Linked DNA regions of Homo sapiens: region 1 is linked to region 2. The links are chromatin contacts, found by Hi-C or POLR2A ChIA-PET in ENCODE. All regions are on one chromosome and are shown on one strand. The core of a region is the stretch at or near the end of the contact, and the rest is flanking DNA. Distances in the headings are between cores, read along the strand shown.

Evidence for each region. Hi-C counts contacts between places; a loop is a spot of excess contacts on that map. ChIA-PET counts read pairs that join two places held with the same protein, here RNA polymerase II (POLR2A). Pooled maps may share reads with other maps.
Region 1: a loop to region 2 is called in a map with no recorded cell type, with 3 times the contacts of the local background. The contact joins the enhancer-like site here to the promoter of FAM151B in region 2. A Hi-C loop is called at or near these places in 1 of 168 maps with a recorded cell type or tissue (Caco-2), 1 of 37 single-sample maps with no recorded cell type and 2 of 50 pooled maps. POLR2A ChIA-PET finds 5 or more read pairs at or near these places in 3 of 52 experiments (Caco-2, H1 and activated T-cell).

What each region holds. Positions count from the first base shown.
Region 1 is chr5:80,607,036-80,612,971 of GRCh38, forward strand. LINC01337 (long intergenic non-protein coding RNA 1337) reads right to left here. Exons shown (of 2, transcript NR_125754.1): 2 at 1,585-1,910. Among named protein-coding and RNA genes, the nearest start is that of LINC01337, 13 kb to the right of the region's middle. Within about 2 kb of position 1,881, at least 2 of the 41 ENCODE cell types and tissues checked have a DNase peak (open chromatin) inside an H3K27ac peak, as active enhancers do.
Region 2 is chr5:80,482,030-80,489,383 of GRCh38, forward strand. It overlaps FAM151B (family with sequence similarity 151 member B), which reads left to right and starts at 6,071. Exons shown (of 6, transcript NM_205548.3): 1 at 6,071-6,119. The coding sequence starts at 6,095. FAM151B-DT (FAM151B divergent transcript) reads right to left here and starts at 5,917. Exons shown (of 3, transcript NR_172938.1): 1 at 5,749-5,917; 2 at 3,437-3,532; 3 at 771-1,137. ZFYVE16 (zinc finger FYVE-type containing 16) reads left to right here. Exons shown (of 19, transcript NM_001284236.3): 19 at 1-1,350. RefSeq lists enhancers at 5,675-6,176, 6,177-6,676 and a silencer at 6,341-6,635.

The DNA of each region.
Region 1 (5,936 bases), core at 631-3,130, 120 kb after region 2:
TAGGTTTCCTTAAGGTTTTTCAGAAAATGAATTTGAGGCATGTCTCCATCGTTTGCCTCTGTCTGACCTTGGGCAACTTCTGTATAGGATTATTCATCAAGTCACATCAGAGAAAGCAACCTGGGGCAAGCCAGCTCTTTAGCCATGGATAATTATCAAGGTTTCTGAGAAAAAGTACTTGTATTAATATTCAGTTAAAAACTTGCTTTTATATACTTTTCTCAGTTTGGTTGATAATTCCTGGAGGATGATGGTATCTGAATTTATTAAACTGACCTCATGCAGAATCAAGAGTAGCATTATGTTCTGGTGGGAACTTAAGAGGTTCTTGAAATTATTTTCAACCAAAAAAATGTAGTCCTGTCTTTTATGACTATGAATTAGAGGCCATCTATGAAGCTGCTGAGTTTTATAGAAAAGCCTGCATTTAGACTGACATCTATCTTGTAATGTGGCAGTAAAAAATTCTGAAACATTTACAGAACAAAGGTTAAGGCCAAACTTTATCAGCATAATGTTTATAGAGACTAAATCTGCACAAAAAAGGGGCAGATTTATTATTTGTGTTTAACTACAGTGTCTATTGTGTGTTTAAAAGTCCATATTAAATGAAGTAGATTCACTGAAGTAGGAAGGGAGACAAGTTGAGAATCAGGAAAGGAGAAAGTCTAGTGAACTTCTTTAAGAGCCACTTTTGAACTGTCTTCTAGCACTTGCTGACTTTGAATCATTTTTCCCAATTTTTATTGTGAATATTTTCAAACATATAGAAAAGCTTAATAATATGATGACATCTGTATATTCTTGCATATTAGTCAGGGTTCTCCAGAGAAACAGAACCAATAGGATTCATTGATTTGAATTGGCTCATGCAATTATGGAGTCTTGACAAGTCCTGAGTTCTTCAGGGTGAAATCAGCAAGCCAGACACCCAGGAGAGCCAATGGTTCAGTTCCAATCTGAGTCCAAAGACCTGAGAACCAGTAGAGTCAACAGTGTAGCTTCTGTCTAAAGGCCAGCAGGCTCAAGAGCCAGGAAGTGCAGATGTTTCAGTTTGAGTCAAAAGGGAGAAAAATAAGCCAATGTCCCAGGTCAAAGGCAGTCAGGCAGGAAGAATTCTGTTACTTGGGTGAGGGTCAGCCTTTTAATTCTATTCAGGCTTTCAACTGATTTGATGAGGCCCATCCACATTAGGAAGGACAATTTTCTTTACTCAGGCTATTAATTTAAATGTTAATTTCATCAAAAAACATCATCACAAGGCTGGGAGCAGTGGCTCACACCTGTAATCCTTGTACTTTGGGAGGCTGTGGTGGGAAGATGGCTTGAGCCTAGAAGTTTGAGGCCATAGTGAGCTATGATCACACCATAGCATTCCAACCTGGGCAACAGAGCAAGACCCTGTCCCTGAAACAAAAATAAAAACAAAAACAATGAAACCCAAATGAAACAAACAAAAAACACCTTCACAGAAACACCCAGAATAATGTTTAAGTATCTGGGCACCCAGTCAAGTTGACTCATAAAATTAACCATCACATCTTGTATTAGCTTTCTATTGCTGTACAATAATATTACCACACATTTAGCAGCTTAAAACAACATATATTTATTATCTCACAACTTCTGTGGCTCAAGATGCTGGCTATGGTTTAGCTGGATCCTGTTCTTAAGGTTTCACAAGACTGTACAAGATGCCAGCCAGGGCTGTGGTCTCATCAGATGCTTGACTGGGGGAAAAAATAACTTCTAAGCTCACTCACATTATAGGCATAATTCAGGTCTTTGCATCTATAAGATTGAGGTCTTCTGTTTCTTGCTGGCTGTCAGCTGGAAGCTACCCTCACCCCATAGAGGCCATGTTACTTCCTTGTTGGGATTGCCCAAGATGTTCACTTGCTTCCTCAAAGCTAATAAAGGAAAAAGAGAGAACTTAGGTAATCATGTATATCCTGTCACCTTTGCCATATGTTATTGTCCAGAAGCAAGTCACAGTTCTTGCTCACAAGAAGGGAGAGGGAGAGGTGTCACATAAGAGTATGAACACCAGGAGTCGGAATCATGGGAACTACTGTAAGCCTGTGTACCACAAGTCTCCATTTAGATTCAAGAATTGTTAACATTTTGCACATCTGCTTTGTCTCTCTCTCTTTCTACACACACACTTTTGATGAATATTTGTCGTGATTATTTCTCTAAATACATTCATCTCCTAAGAACAGTACACTTCTATATAATTACAACACAATAATCAAAGTATTTTAAAGAAAATTAACAATATTTTCATTCAATCATTTAATGTTCAGATCATGTTCAAATTTCTTTCATTGTAGGAGCAAACCTCTTATACATTTTAAAAAATCAAGATCCAATCAGGTTTCATGCATTACATTTGGTTATGTCATTTTAGTCTCTTTAGTTTAACTCAGTTTTGTCACTAAATTAAAACAACTGAAGTATATTATACATACAGAAAAGTATAAATATCATTGGAGATCGTAGCCAGCATTATAAGTAAACATCATCATGTACAAAGAAAATCCAAAAGAATCCATACGCTATTAGAATAAATGAATTTAGCAAGGCCTCTTGATACAGTCAGTATGCAAAAATCATTTCTATATGCTAGAGACAAAAAACTTAAACAATTCAATTATAACATCAAAAAGCACCAAATTCTCACAAATAAATCTAAGATGTCTAAGACCTTCCCTCTATACTGAAAATTATATAATATTGATGACAGAAATTAAAGAAGAGCTAAATTAATGGAGAGATATTAACTCCTGAAAATTAATCTCTAGCTTCAGCCCAGGGTGGAGGCTTACACGTGTAATCCTAGCACTTTGGGAGGCTGAAGTGGGAGGACTGCTTGAGGCCAGGAGTTTCAGACTAGCCTGGTCAACATAATAAGACCCTGCCTCTACAAAAAATAAAAAAGCTTAGCTAGGCAGGGTGATGCATGCCTGTAGTCCTGATCCCAGGAGTTCAAGGCTACAGTGAGCTGTGATCATGCCACTGTACTCCAGCTTGAGTGACAGAGCAAGACCCTGTCTAAAAAAGCAAAAGAAAAAAAATTAATCTCTGGATTCAATGTAATCCCAATCAAAACCCCAGCAAATCCTTGTGTGAAAATTGACAAGTTGATTCTAAAATTTATATGGCACTGCAAAGCACGTAGAATAGGCAAGGCAATGTGGAATAAGAACAAATATGGGGGACTTATACAATAAGATTTCAAGATTTGCCATAAAGTTAGAATAATTGAGATAGTGTGGTATTAGCTCCAGGGAAGACAAAAGATCAAGGGAACAAAACAGAGTCCAGAAATAGATCCAAACATATATAGTCACTTAACATATGACAAAAGCACCACTGCAATCCAAAGGAGGAAAATATACCCTTTTCAATAGATGGCCCTGGAGCAATGGGATATTGATATGAGTATTATAATTTGGATGTTTGTCCCCGAAGCCTCATGTTGAAATCTGGTCCCCAGTGTTGGAGGTAGGGCCTAATGGGAGGTGTTTGGGTCATGGGAGAGGATCCCTCATGAATGGCTTCGTGCTGTCATTGAGGTAATGAGTGAGTTCTTGCTTTATTAGTACCCAAGAGAGTTGGTCCTTAAAAAGGGCCTGGCACCTCCACCACCACCTCCTACTCTTTATTTTCTCTCTCTTGCCTTGAGATCTCCACACATGCTGGCTCTGTTTTACTTTCTGTCATGAATAGAAGCATCCTGAGACTCTCACCAGAAGCAGATGTTGGTGCCATGCTGCTTGTACAGCCTGCAGAACAGTGAGTCAAAGAAACCTCTCTTCTTTATAAACTAAAATATATTGTATTCAGAAAAATACAGCTTAGATTCAAGAATTGTTAACATTTTGCACATCTGCTTTCTCTGTCTCTTTCTACATCTTCCCCCACCCCCACCCCGGCCTCCCCTCCCATACACAGACACACACAGTGTGTTGCTATAAAGGAATACCCAGCCTCAGGTGTTCCTTTATAGCAACACAAATAGACTAAGACATTGGGGGAAAAAGCATGACTCCTATCTCAGATCATATACAAAAATTAAGGTGGATCATAGACTTAGATGTGTGAAGTAAAATAACATTTCTGAAAGAAAATTTAGAAGAATATCTTCCTGACTTATGGAGGCAAATAATTCTAAAATGGGAAATAAGAAAACATTAACCTAAAAAAAACTAATAAATTGAAGTTCATTAAAATAATGTCTGTTTAGCATAAGACACATTTAAGACAAAGCCACCGGCTGAGAAGATAGCTTCTGCATTTATATTTGTGAAAGTTCTCAGATATCCAGAATATATATAGAACTCCTACAAATCCATAAAAAAAAGACAACCCAAGTGTTTAAAAAAGTGGTAAAAGACTTAACAGGTACTCCACAAGAAAAGCATATTAGGCCATTCTTGCATTGCTATAAAGAAACACCTGAGACTAGGCAATTTATAAAGAAAAGAGGTTTAATCGCCTCACAGTTCTGTAAGCATTCCAGGAAGCATGGTGCCAACATCTGCTAAGCTTCTGGGGAAGCCTCAGGAAGCTTACAGTCATGGCATAAGGCAAAGGGGGCACAGGCATGTCACATAGCAAAAGTAGGAATGAGAGAGAGAGTATGTTTGTGTGTTGGGGGTGTCACATACTTTTAAATAACCAGATCTCACAAGAACTGACTATCGCAAAGACAGTACCAAGCCATGAGAGATCCATCCCCATGACCCAAAAATCTCCCACCAGGCCCCACCTACAGCATTGGGGATTACAATTCAACATGAGATTTGGGTAGGGACAAATATACAAGCTATGTTGAAAAGATATCCAAATGGCTAATAAGCATATGAAAAGGTATTCAATATCATTAGTCATAAGAGAAATACAAATTAAAACCACAATGAAATATACACCTATCAAAATGGCTAAAATTAGAAATGAGAAATTCAAGAGTTGATGAGGTTACAAAAATATTGAAACTCTCATATATTACTGGTAGGAGTAAAGTTGGTTTAATCACTTTGGAAAACTGGTACTATCTACTGAAGCTAAATATATGCCTACCCAGAGGCTCAGCAAGTCCATTTTCAGGTTAATAACCAAAGAGAAATGAGTGGCTATATCTATCAAAACACATGTACAAGAATTATTCATAGTTCAAAACTGGAAAAAACCCAAATATCCATCAACAGAAGAATAAACATAATGTGCTATATTTCATACAATGGACTAATACATGACAATTTTTTAATTTATTTTTTTGAGACAGAGTCTTGTTCTATTGTCCAGGCTGGAGTGCAGTGGCATGGTAACTCAGCTCACTGCAACCTCTGCCTCCCAGGCTCAAGCAATCCTCCTGTCTCAGCCTCCTGAGTAGCTAGGACTACAGGCACTCGCCACCACACCCGGCCAATTTTTGTATTTTTAGTAGAGACAGGGTTTCACTATGTTGGTCAGGCTGGTCTCGAACTCCTGACATCAGGTGATCTGCCCACCTCGGCCTCCCAAAGTGCTGGGATTACAGGTGTGAGCCACTGTGCCCGGCCGACAATTAAAAAAACACACAAACCATTGATACATGCAACATAAGAATGAATCTCATAGGCATTATGCTGAGCCAAAAAGGTCAGACATGAGCAAATCAGACATGGAAGTCTGATGAAGTTCAGCACAGAAAAAACTAATCAAATATGATAGAAGTCAGAAAAGTGGTATATATATATATATATATATATATATATATATATATATATGTATATATATATATATATGGAGTGGGGGTTGATATAGACTGGGATGGAGTATCATGGAACCTTCTGGGGTGCTGAAGATGTTTTATATCTTGATCTGGGTAGTGGTTGCAGGGTGCATATAAATGTTCAATATCATCTAACTGTACTTTTTAAGATTATTAT
Region 2 (7,354 bases), core at 4,821-7,320:
AGGCTGGTCTCAAACTCCTGACCTCAAGTGATCTGCCTGCCTGGGCCTCCCAAAGTGCTGGGATTACAGGCATAAGCCAGCACACCTGGCCGTTAAACTAGTTATTTTAATCATGCTACACAAAGAAGACATTTCTCCAAAGGAAATATATAAAGGGAAACACTGTTGAAATAAATGGAAAGCTAAAAGTCTCAGCATAGAAGCTATAAAAAGAAACAAGTGGAAATTGTAGAACTGAAAATACAATAACAAAATTTACTGGAAGGTCTCAACACAATGAAGATGACTGAGGGAAGAGTCAGTAAATTTGAAGATACATGAGCAGAAATTATCTAGTCTGAATGACAGAGAAAAAAGTGAAAAAAATGAGAAGACCTTTGGGGATCTGTGGGACAATATGAAACAGTCTAATATTCATGTCTTAGGAGCCCAGAAAGAACAATTGGAAGAAAAAAATATCTGAAGAAATAATAGCTAAAAACTTCCAAACATCTGGCAAAAAACAAATATTCACATACATTTACATAGCATTCTATTTAAAGCCGGTCTGCTGGCACAGCAAATCCCAAAAAGGAAAACCACACCCAGGCACGTCATAATCAAAGTGATGAAACCAACTGTAAAGAAAATACTTTGAAAACAACTGGAAGAAAACAACACTTTGTATATAGGAGAACCAAAGATTTCAGTGATGGCAGATTTCTCATCAGAAACCATGGAGCAACATTTATAAAGTGCTTTTAAAAAGCAACAAAACTGTCAACACAGAATCCTTTATCCAGCAAATATATTCTTTAGGAAAGAAAATGAAATAAAGACATTTTCTTTTTTTTCTTTACTTTTTTTTTTTTTATGAGATGGAGTCTCACTCTGTTGCCCAGGCTGGAATGGATTGGTGCGATCTCAGCTCACTGCAACCTCCGCCTCCCGGTTCAAGCAGTTCTCCTGTCTGAGCCTCCAGAGGAGTAGCTGGGATTACAGGTGCGTGGTACCACGCCCAGCTAATTTTTTTATGTTTGTAGTAGAGACGAGTTTCACCATGTTGGTCAGGATGGTCTCAAACTCCTGACCTCAGGTGATCTGCCTGCTTCGGCCTCCCAAAGTGCTGAGATTAGAGGCATGAGCCACCATACCTGGCTGAAATAAAGACATTGTCAGAAGAAGGAAAGCTAAAATAATTCATTGCTAGTAGTCCTCCTTTAACAGAAATGGTAAAGGAAGTTCATGGGGAAGGAAAATGATTGCAAAGAAGGAAGAGCAACCAAAATGGCAAATCTCTGGATAAACCAAATAGACTTACATGTTTGTTAAAATATATGTAACTGCTGAAATAAAAAAATTGTAACATCATCTTTTGGGATTTTCAATGCATATAGATGTAATACAGATGAAAACTGCATACTAACCAAGGGGACAGTGACAGAACCTATATGGTAAGTTTTCTAAATTTCACTTAAAGTGGTAAAACATTATAGTAGGTTACAAAAAGTTTGGTATGTAATGATCATCTCTAGAGCAACCATTTTAAAAAACTATGCAAGGAGATATGTTTAAAAAGCCGACATATAAAGTGGAATTTTAAATAATTCAAAATAAAGCCAGCAAGGAAAACAAGTGTAAAAGAAATAAGGGATCAACAAGAAAAATTAATGCTAAAATGGTAGACCTAAATCCAGCTGTATCAAAAATTACACTAGGCCAGGTGTGGTGGCTAATGCCCATAATCCCAACACTTTAGGAGGCTGAAGCAGGAAGATCACTTGAGGCCAGGAGTTCAAGATCAGACTGGGCAATGTAGTGAGGCCCCGTATCTACATAAAACTTAAAAGAATTAGCCAACCATGGTAGTGCATGCCTATAGTCCTGGCTACTCAGGAGGCTGAGGTGGGAGATCATTTGAGCCCAGTAGTTTGAGGCTGCAGTGAGCTGTGATCATACCGCTGTACTCCAGCCTGGGCCACTGAGCAAGACCCTGTCCCTAAAAATAAAAATAAATAACAATTACATTAAATGTAAATGGTCTAAATATGGCAATTGATTTTTTTTTTTTTTTTTGGATCAAGTCTCATTTATTCTGTCACCCAGGCTGGAGTGCAGTGGCACAATCCCGGCTCACTGTAACCTCCACCTCCCAGGTTCAAGTGATTCTCCTGCTTCAGCCTCCTGAGTAGCTGGGATTACAGGCATGTCCACATCTGGCTAATTTTTTCTTTGTTTTTATTAGAGATGGAGTTTCACCATTTTGTCCAGGATAGTCTTGAACTCCTGTCCTCAACTGATCTGCCTGTCTTGGCCTCCCAAAGGACTGGAATTACAGGCATGAGCCACCATGCCTGGCCAGATGGATTTTTTTAAAACCTAATTTATATGCTATCTATACAAGCCACTTATGATACAATGGTACATGCAGGTTAAAAAGTAAAAGGATGGAAAAAGATATTCCATGCAAACACTAAAAAGAAGAAGAAAAGGACAAAGCTGGAGTGGTTATTTTGCTATCAGACAAAGCAAACTTCAGAACAAGGAATATTACCCTGTAATTTATTTTTAAATTTATTTATTTATTTATTTATTTATGAGACAGGGTCTCATTGTATTGCCCAGGCCTAGGGTGCAGTGGCTATTCACAGGCACAGTCATGGCACACTACAGCCTTGAACTTAGGCTCTTAACCCATCCTCCTGCCTCAGCCTCCTGGGTAGCTGAGCCTACAAGTGCGTGCCACTGCACCCAGTTCCCCTGTGATTTATTATTGCATTTCATAGACTAGATACCAAGTTCAGAGAGAGAGTAATCTGTCCAAAGTCACACAGCTAGAAACTAAATTGGAATTTGAGGGAAAACTTTCTAGCTATTAGGACTCTGAAAATGAGGTAAGCTGTATTCATGCAGTGCTTTGTTTTGATTTTGAGACAGAGTCTCACTCTGCGGCCCAGGTGGAATGCAGTGGTGTGATCATGGCTCACTGCAGCCTTGAGTTCCTGGGCTCAAGCAATCCTCCCACCTTAGCCTCCTGATTAGCTGATACTACAGGCACATGCCGACACACCTGGCTTGTTTTTTATTTTTTCGTAGAGATGGGTCTCACTATGTTGTCCAGGCTGGTCTCAAAGTCCTGGTCTCCTCCTGCCTCAGCCTCCCAAAGTACTGGGATTACATGTGTGAGCCACCATGCCTGGCCTTTATTCATGTTTAGATGTCACCAAAAGCAGCCCCAGACTCAAGTTGGGGCCTGTGTCTCACATTCTAATCGTTATATTCTTTCCCCAGTGCAGCATGTACCCTTAACTTACAAAACCTTTTTTGTGCCAAAAAAGTAATTAGACTTATTTTTACCATAAAATTTCCAAACACTCAGAAGTAAAGGAAATAGTAGGATGAAAATCTATATACCCAGCCTACAACAATCCTCTGAGTCAACACTATCAAGACTTACCTCTTTTGCTTCATCCATCCCTTAATTTCTTTGCTGGAGCATTTTAAAGCAAATATCAGACATACCCTTTCACGCCTCACACTTCAACATGCGGCTCTAAAAATAAGGACAGTGAAGAGGAATTTTGAGTCAGTTATTGTAAAATATATGAAAATATTGTAATATTGTGACCAATATGTCATAAAAACTTAGCAAACTGATGCAGGAACAGAAACCAAATACTGCATGCTGTTACTTATAAGTGGGAGCTAAATGATGAGACACATGGACACAGAGTGGGGAACAACACACTGGGACTTTTGGAGGGTGGAGGGTGGGAGGAGGGAGAGCAGGAGAAACAATGAATGGGTACTAGGATTAATACCTGGGTGATGAAACAACCTGTACAACAAACCCCTATGATACAGTTTACCTGTGTAACAAACCTGCACTTGGACCCCTGAAGTTAAAAATTTTAAAAATGAAAAAAAAAAAAAGCCGGGCACAGTGGCTCACGCCTGTAATCCCAGCACTTTGGGAGGCTGAGGCGGGTGGATCACTTGAGGTCAGAAGTTCGAGACCAGCCTGGCCAACATGGTGAAATCCTGTCTCTACTAAAAATACAAAAATTAGCCAGGCGTGGTGGTGCGTGCTTGTAATCCCAGCTACTCAGGAGGCTGAGGCAGGAGAATCGCTTGAACCCGGGAGGTGGAGGTTGCAGTGAGCCGAGATCGTGCCACTGCACTCCAGCCTGGGGGAACAGAGTGAGACTTCATCTAAAAAAAAAGAAAAACAAGTTTTTTAAAAAAGACCTGTACTGCAATCAATGCCATCAAGAAAGTGAAAAGACAATCTGCACAACGGGAGAAAATATTGCAAATATTTGCAAATTACCTGTTAAGGGACTTGTATTGAGACTATATAAAGAATTCTCACAATTGAAATGAGCACAGGATTTGAGAAGACATTTCTCCAAAGGAAATATATAAATGACCGATAGCACCTGAAAATATGCTCAATATTATTAGTAGGGAACTACAAATCAAGATAATGAGGTAGTACTTCATATCTACTAGGATGGCTATAATTTAAAAAACATAACAACAAGTACTGACTGGTAAGGATGTGGGGAAATTGGAATCTTCATACATTGCTGGTGGGAATGAAAGATGGTACAGCTGATTTGCAAAACTGGCAGTTCCTCACACAGTTAAACAGTTACTATATGAACAAGTAGTTCCACTCCTAGGTATGTACACAGATATGCACACAGGAATGTATTCATATACGTCCACACAAAACTTGTCCATGAATGTTCACAGCAGCAGCATTCATAAAAGACAAAATGTAGAAACAACCCGAATGTCCTTCAGCTGTTGAATGGACACACATAAAATGTGGTATTTACAAACTGGAATTTATTCCAGCATAAGAAGGAAGGAAGTACTGATACATGCTAAAACATGGGTGAATTTTGAAAACATGCTAAGTGAAAGAAGCCAGTTACAAAGATCATACATACAGTCTGTGATTCTATTTACATGAAATTCCAGAATAGGCAAATTCATGAGACAGAAAGTAGATGAGTTGTTGCCTGGGGGTAGGAAGGGGGTAAATGGAGAGTGATTGCTTTGGAGTGATGAAAAATATTTTATCTGAAAGGCTGGGCAAGAATAACTCCCCTTTGTATTACGTGTCAGGTGATGTTAGTTATCCTAACTCTACCACTGGCAGATTGAGTTTTTTGGTCACAGAAGCTGAAAATGGCAGAGCTTTGTTGTTAATTCTGATCACTAGTTTGGCTTCAAAAAGTAATGAGTTAAGGAGGGCTAGAAAGACAGTGGATGGGAGGACCCAGTTGCTGAGAGCGTTTTCTGAGTGAACACTGGTAGAGAGACAGAAGGGGAGAGAAAACTTCAAGTTATCAGCTCGGTAACTTTGTACAAAAACTTATTTATTTATTTATTTATTTATTTGACAGTCTAGCTCTATCGCACAGACCGGAGCGCAGTGGAGCGATCTCGGCTCTCTGCAACCTCCACCTCTCCGGTTCAAGCCATTCTTGTGCCTCAGCCTCCCGAGTAGCTGGGATTACAGGCGCGCGCCACCACGCCAGGATAATTTTTTAAATTTTCAGTAAGGACGGGTTTTAACCATGTTGGCCAGGATGGTCTCGAATTCCTGACCTCAAGTGATCCGCCCACCTCGACCTCCCAAAGTGCTGGGAGTACAGGCCTGAGCCACCGTGCCCGGCCAGAAACACTGATTTTTATCAGTAATGATTCCACACCCTTTTAGGATATTACTAACATTTAAAAGAAAATATACCCAACTGTTGAAATTCGTGCTCCACTCCAGCAACTGCTTTCAATCGGAGTTCCATCCTCCGCCGCAGTATGCCCTAACGCAGCGTTATCTTCAGAGCTACCACCAGCTTCCGAAACCTTTCGGAGGAGCGCTTCGCCACCACCTGCACGGCGAAGCGGCGCGTAAACGAACCTCGAACGCCAGCCTTTGCGCCTGCGTGCCGCGGCTCCGTTTGGTTCCGCTTCGCTGGCGCCCGCCGGGCTCTTCCCCCGCCGAGGCCTGTGGTTTGTGGAGTCGAATTTCCCTGCCACCAGTGCCCGGTTAGCAGGGGCGCCAGCCTGGGCGCCTGCGCGGACGGCGGGCGTCGTCACCATGGCAGCATCCGCTGGAGGCCCAGGTAAGCGCCGAGCGCGCGGCCTCTGCCTGGAGGTGGGGCGCTTTGAGAGGCTCCGCCGGCCGTACCCTCCCTTTGCGGGCTCCCGCGGTCTTCCTTGCTAGGGACCTGGGAGCGCGCCGCGCAGAACCGGGCGGCTGGGCTTGGAGCCCGCTCTGCACTCGGGGCGCGCCCGCGATCGCCTGGCAAGGACCTTGGTTTGCCGGGTGGGCTCTAAGGGACAGGCGTTAGGGGAGGTCGAGAATGGCAGGGTCAGTGTCTTTTGAGGTCTGGGTTGGAAAGAAAGGAATGTGACGTTTCCCTAATCCTTAATTTCAGCCGACCGTATGGGGGCGGTCTGGGTCAGTAGGTTCCTCTTTGAAAGCTGGGGGAGGTTTGGGAATGCGGACTGGGCCGGGCCCGGCATAGTCCCGCTGCTGAGCGCGCTGCCTGGAAAGCTGGCAGAGTGTGCGGCTCGCTTGATTCCCCTTGGAATCAGGTGCTTCAACTCGCGGGACAGCAGTTCCGCTCTTGAAGGTTACAGTATCTTTTCTGTAAACTTAAGTAGTGGCATGAGACAACGTCAGTGACGCGTTCTTTCTTCAGTTTAGATTTTTTTCCCTAATTGTAAAAATAATACACGCTTTCACCATTCTGACTAGCAGGCTGTATAAATACAGGTTCTCTTCTGAATCGATGCACAGTTTACAGAATCTTGGAATAAAATGTGTGTGTAAGCGAAAAATGTCCAGGTCCTGATAAATGCCATTATAGAACATTTATAAAGTATATTAGTATAGGGAAATAGGAAAAAAAAATCCCCCAAATGCTGATACCCACAGGCACCACTACTAACTTTTTGGTATTTTCTAACAACCCTGACTCTTAAAAATAGAGTTAAGGTCATGGTAAACATAATTTTTAAAATCCTGCATCTTATACTATCCCATGTCACCAAGGTTTTTATAAACATAATTTTGAATGACTGAAGTGTTTTATACAATTATATTGTATACAATTATATTGTAATTAACCAGTCTCCTAATGTTGAACGTTAATCAGTCGTTTCCTGTTTTGTTTTGTTTTGTTAGAATTCATTCTGTAATGAACATTTTTGCATTGTTCTTCCTCAGTTATGTTTTTGGTTTGTTTTTATCCTGGACACGATTCTTGTAACTGAAATTACTGGATCAAAGGATGTGAACTTTTTTCTCTCTCTCTTTTTTAAGATCTGTGCTAAACCTCCGTAGAACATTTTT